Regions from separate parts of the Mus musculus genome. Here region 2 is linked to region 1. A link is a loop called in an ENCODE intact Hi-C map of the cell type or tissue named here. Cell type or tissue: left cerebral cortex. All regions are shown on one strand. Links, peaks and the distances in the headings refer to the core of each region. The heading gives the core; the rest is flanking DNA. Region 1 overlaps Tsc22d4 (TSC22 domain family, member 4). Region 2 overlaps Agfg2 (ArfGAP with FG repeats 2).

Region 1 (2,803 bases), core at 198-2,697:
CCAGCGGGGGGCTGAGCCGCCCCCTCCCACAGCAACAGGGAAGACCCGTGGAGTGTTAACCGAGGCTGCGCCTGGGCTCCCCCGTGGAAGCGCTGGTTTCTTCTCGTCTCAACTGCAAACTTTCCACCGAGATGCCTCGCAGAGTGAGATGCGGACGCCAGAGAACACTGGGTAGCCCTTGATTGCTGCCTGCCGTGGCCTGCTCTAGGCCGCCTTAGGATTTAAAAAAAAAAGAGAGAGAGAGAGAGAGAGAGATCTTAGTCCCCCAGGTCTTCTCTCCAGCTCAGCTCGGTGGCCGAGGCCCGAGAGGTAGGTAGTTCTCCCGGGCTGGGCGGGGCGCTTGGCTTGGCGGGCAGTGCCTAACCAGCGATGGGGGAACTGGAATGGGGGTGGGGTGGGCTTGAGGCCCGGCAGAGGCCTCAGGGTGGCCCTTTCAGGGGAGGAGCCGATTCACCCCTGTGCCCCTGGCCATGGAGATACGTGTTGGGGACGAGTTTGGATCTCAAGCATGAAATGTCCAACTTTGGGTCCCAGCTGCTTCTTCCTGTTGTGGGTGTTCTGAATTCTGTCCCCTCTGCTCCGGTCTGTCATTTCTACTTGTCTCTGGGTCTCTAGTGGCTTTCTTCTTCCTCCCTCCAGTCGGCTCCCCCGAGAGGAAGCCCCGGAGGTGGTTTGGCCCCTGCTTTTTCTTTTGCTCACGTACACACACTCTCGCTCACTTTCTGTCTCTTTCTTTTTCCAGTTTGCAAGCTCAGCTTTGGGGTTTCAGCGGCGACAGCAGCAGGAAAAACCTGCCCCTGCCCCCCCCTCCTGCCACCTCCCCTCTGTACTCCAGTCACTAACCAGGCACCCCCAAGTTCCCACAAGGCCCTCCTGCCATGTCGGACCCAGACGTCCCCAGGGGCCCCGATGTCCCTGCCATGTGGCCCCCTTGTTCCAGAGGTGCCTGAGCCCCTCTCCAGGAGCCCAGCCCCTCCCCCACCCGAGCCCAGTCCGGAGCCCCAGGGACCATGAGTGGTGGTAAGAAGAAAAGTAGTTTTCAGATCACCAGCGTCACCACGGACTATGAGGGCCCAGGAAGCCCAGGGGCTTCGGATTCCCCTGTCCCACCGGCTCTCGCTGGGCCCCCGCCCCGCCTCCCCAATGGGGACCCCAACCCTGATCCAGGGGGCAGGGGCACCCCCCGGAATGGCTCTCCGCCACCTGGAGCCCCTGCCTCCCGTTTCCGGGTGGTGAAGCTGCCCCAAGGTTTGGGAGAGCCTTATCGTCGAGGTCGGTGGACGTGTGTGGATGTTTACGAGAGAGATCTGGAGCCTCCAAGCTTCGGTCGGCTTCTGGAGGGCATTCGAGGGGCCTCTGGAGGCACCGGAGGCAGATCATTGGATTCTAGGTTGGAGCTGGCTAGTTTGGGCATAAGCACCCCTATCCCGCAGCCAGGCCTGTCTCAGGGCCCCACCTCTTGGCTCCGCCCGCCCCCTACTTCTCCTGGACCACAGGCCCGCTCCTTCACAGGGGGGCTGGGCCAGCTGGCAGGACCTGGCAAGGCTAAGGTGGAGACACCCCCGCTGTCAGCATCTCCACCCCAGCAGCGCCCCCCAGGGCCTGGGACTGGAGATAGTGCTCAGACCCTGCCCTCTCTGAGGGTAGAAGTGGAGTCTGGGGGTTCAGCAGCCGCAACCCCTCCACTGTCACGGAGAAGAGATGGAGCAGTTCGGCTGAGGATGGAGTTAGTTGCTCCAGCGGAGACAGGAAAGGTAAGAGATGGGTTCATGGGGGCGGGGCGGGACCTACTGTACTCAGGCGGCTGACCTATATCCTGGGCCTCCTCCCCTCAGTTTCCGTCCTGCCGGCCCACCCCTTATCACCTGTCTGTTGGATAGGCATAAAGTCCCCTCTCCCTTTTTGCAATTTGTACTCTGAAATCTTTTTTCTCTCCCAGCCTTTCTTTATTCTGAATACACATGCACCCTCCCTTCCTTCCTTCCTTCCTTCCTTCCTTCCTTCCTTCCTTCCTTCCTTCCTTCCTTCCTTCCGTTTTTCCTTTCCATCTCTTTTCTTTTTTCTTTTCTCTCCTTTTTCTGTGGCCTTCACATTGTTGCCCTTGGCCTATGTGGCCTGCCCACTTCAGTCTTTACCTTCCCTGATTTCAGGTGATGAGGGTGGAGGTTCCAGCTGGGTGGCTGGCTAGGCCCTTGAGGGGAGGAGCTGGCAGGGTTTTGGGGCAGCCATAAAAGGTAGGCATTCCTCTGGGTCTTTATTCTAACCATCAGCTACCAGCCCAGCCCCATTTTTCTGCCTTATTGCAAGCCAGTTTCTCTAAGGAATTGGGGTAGGGGGCGGGGCATATCACCCTTAGTAGCTTTTAGTACCCTAGACGCAGGCTTCTCCTGGAGTGTGGGATGGGGTGAACTCATGGACTAGCTAGTGCGAGGTAAGGAAGCAGTTGGGAAGGGGTTAAATCCTCTGTGCTTTCTGCTTCCTGTCTCCAAAAGAGGAAGCTATCCACAAGTCTGGGCTGGGGGCAGGATGCCTATGCCCCTGGTGTGCGTGTGTGTGTGTGTGTGTGTGTGTGTGTGTGTGTGTGTGTGTGTGTGTGTGTTGGGGGTTGGGCACTTAGGGTTGGGAGAGTTGGATGTTTCTGCTGTGGAGAAAATAACACCTTGGCTGCCAGGGGGAAGCAGGGAGTGAGGGTGAGGGTTCTGTCCCTTCCTGGCCATGGGCTCCAACCACAGTGTAAAAATATCTTGAGCCTGAGTCCTGTTAGAACTGGTCAGGGCCAGCTCTCCCACCCTCTCCTGGCCTT
Region 2 (2,803 bases), core at 76-2,575, 91 kb before region 1:
TCTGGCCACTTCCTGGATGGGATAAAACAAGGAGGCTAGGCTGAGACCTGAGGGAAAGACGAGAAGGGGAGATGGAGGTGGGGGTGGGGTGGAATGGTGACAGGTGAGGCACCTGCTGGACTCTCTGAGCCAGTTCGGCTCTCCTGTGAGTGGCTAGTGTAGGAGGGCTCATCCCCTGAAGACTTCTGGGTAAGGCAATAAGGTCTCATCTTGGCTGTCTCTTCAGCAAAAATGGCATTCCTCCTTTCTGTCTTTTTTGAGACAGGCTCTCAATATGTAGCTCAGGCTGGCCTTGAACTCTCCTTTATCCTCTTGCCTTAGTCTCCCAAGGCTGGGATTACAAGTGTGCCTGGAGTATAACGGGCTAAGGATCAAATCCAGGGCTCAGTGTATAGACAGACACTCTACAAAGACATCCCGAGTTCCCGGTTAACTTTGAGAATCAGGCAGGCAGCGGTGGCGCATACCTTCAACATCACCATCCAGGAGGCAGAGGCAGGTGGATCTGTGAGTTCAAGGCTAGCCTGGTCTACAGAGCAAGTTCTAGGACAGCCAGGGCTACACAGAGAAACCCTGACTCAAAAAAAAAAAAAAAAAAAAACCAAACCACCAAGAAAAAACAAAAACCCAAACCGGCCAAAGGAAATTAGTTTATTAATTGTACCATAAATGAAATCTAGGGTCCTGTGCATGTTAGATAAATACCCTACCATGGAACTAACATCCCAAACCTTCATTTTTCACATAGGGTCTCCCTACACAGCCCAGTTAGACCTCAACCTTGCAGCAAGTCAGCCTCAGCTTCCTGAGGGCTTGGAGGCCACCGTACTCAGCATCTCCCCCCACTCTCTCTCTTCCTCCCCATCTATCTCCCCCACCCCAGCGGTGCTGGGACAGAACCCGGGACCTTGTGCATGCTAGGCAAGAACTCTGTCACTGAGCCACATACACTCCAGTTCAGTTCTGGCTTCTTTTTCCAACACTGTAGTTTGAATGTCTAGGCTTCCCCCATTTCTAAAGACTGCATTTATCTTTTTAATTCCTTACTTATTTGTGTGTGGGTGTTGAGTGCTTTTTACATAGGTTTTGGAGGTCAAACTTAAGTTATCAGACTTATATAGCAAGTGCCTTTACCCACGGAACCATCTTGACAGCCCCCCCACCCCCCATCCATGCTTTCAAACACGGAACATAAGGCAGGTGGATCTGGGCCATGCTTGCTTGCCTCAGAGTACACGGGGTTTCTGAGCTAATGTAACAAGGGGTTTCAGCTCCTCTAGGAATGAGCCAACTCTCGGTATGGCCTCGCTCTCCATGTTCCAACTGCTTCCCAAGGAGAGAGTTTCTACCCCAGCTGGCTCCTGCCTGGATCATAGTCTGTGAAGTGTTCCCCTATGGACACTAGAGGGCAGAGCTGGGCTTCAACTCGGGTTACCCAGGAAGCCATCACCAGCTCCAAAGCAGCAGTTTAATTCTTATTAATTTTTTTTTTTTTTGCATAAAGGGGTGCACATGGAGGTCAGAGGACTTGCAGTAGCTGGTTCTCTTGTTCCGTCACGTGGGATCTGGGATCAACCTCAGGTCACTGGACTTGGCAGCAAAAGCCTTACCCACTGAACTCCAAGAAACTGCACATTTAGCAACTTCCCCTCTTCGCACTCCTTACATACACAACACAGCCCTATCAGAAGAGCTGCCCACCTCTCAAAATCTCTAAAGTCTATAGAGCTTTTTCTGCCTCGTGTTGCTGGGGATGGAATCTGGGGCCTTGCCTGTGCTTAGGCAGGTGCTCTACCAACTGAGCTACATCCTCCATCCTAGCTCCACGTGCACACTGGGGATCGATCTTGCCACAGTGGCAGGGATGGGTTAGGGTGTGCCCTGTCAGCTGGTAGAGCCGTCCAGACCTGATGCTTTGGGAACTGCGAGTATCAGGTCTTTCTTTTCCCACATAGATCCCAGCACTGTTGGGATGTAATCAACTTGAACTATAGGCCAGCATCCCTCTCACCCCTACCCTCTCTTGTGTCTTTTCAGACAGGGTCTCATGTAGCTCAGGCTGACTTCAAACTCCCGGTGTAGCCAGCCAATGACCTCAAACTTCTGACCCTCCTTCTTCACTATCCTGAGTGACAGGATAATGAGCCTAGCTTAACATGTCTAATTTATGTGCTGATAAGGATCAAACTGAGACACTTTCACAAGCTATGCAAGCACCGTACCAACGGGACGATGAATAAATATTGTAAAATTTAAAACTTTCTAAGCCTTTTTTTAAAAATTTTTTACTTGTATGAGCATTTTGCTTGCACATATGTGTGTACTATGTACATGCCTGGTGTGCATATGGGCTAGAAGAGGGCATCAGGTCCCCTGGAACTGGAATTACAGATGTTGTGAGCTGCCATGTAGGTGATGGGACTCGAACCTGAGTCCTCTGGAAGAGCAGTCAGTGCTCTTAACTATTGTTCTGCCTCTCTAGCACAACACATGTAATTCTTATTTGTCGGAAATTATGGAAATTTTGTTTCCTATTGAATCGCCAACCATTAAAGGATCATATTGGAAAGAATATATTCTGGGGTTGAAGAGATGGCTTAGTGGTTAAGAGCGCTCGCCACTACTGCAGAGGACCAGGGTTCGGTTCCCAGCACGCACTTGATGGCGCGCAACCTGGAACTCCTGTTCCTAAGGTTTCAGTGCCCTTTTCTGTCTCCTCACTTGGGGCACATTCATATATACAGGCCCCAAACGCTCATACACACAAATAAAAATAAAGTAAGCCTTTAAAAAATAAAAAAAT

What was found. A loop is a pair of places that touch in the nucleus more often than their neighbours do. Peaks named below come from ENCODE experiments on the same cell type or tissue, not always from the same donor. Only the 100,000 strongest peaks of a DNase experiment are listed, where the experiment ranks them.
Region 2: a loop joins it to region 1, with 4 times the contacts of the local background. A loop is called at or near these places in 21 of 42 quality-filtered maps.

The regions. Positions count from the first base shown.
Region 1 is chr5:137,746,106-137,748,908 of GRCm38, forward strand. Tsc22d4 (TSC22 domain family, member 4) reads left to right here. Exons shown (of 5, transcript NM_023910.6): 1 at 1-309; 2 at 743-1,754. The coding sequence starts at 1,011. Among named protein-coding and RNA genes, the nearest start is that of Tsc22d4, 1.5 kb to the left of the region's middle. In left cerebral cortex, for the core only: a CTCF peak has its summit at 1,569; DNase peaks (open chromatin) are centred at 594, 1,573 and 2,466; H3K4me3 peaks cover 2,088 bases; H3K27ac peaks cover 1,552 bases.
Region 2 is chr5:137,655,717-137,658,519 of GRCm38, forward strand. It overlaps Agfg2 (ArfGAP with FG repeats 2), which reads right to left. Exons shown (of 12, transcript NM_178162.3): 7 at 1-12. Among named protein-coding and RNA genes, the nearest start is that of Irs3, 11 kb to the left of the region's middle. In left cerebral cortex, for the core only: a CTCF peak has its summit at 1,399 (motif pointing right); a DNase peak (open chromatin) is centred at 1,403.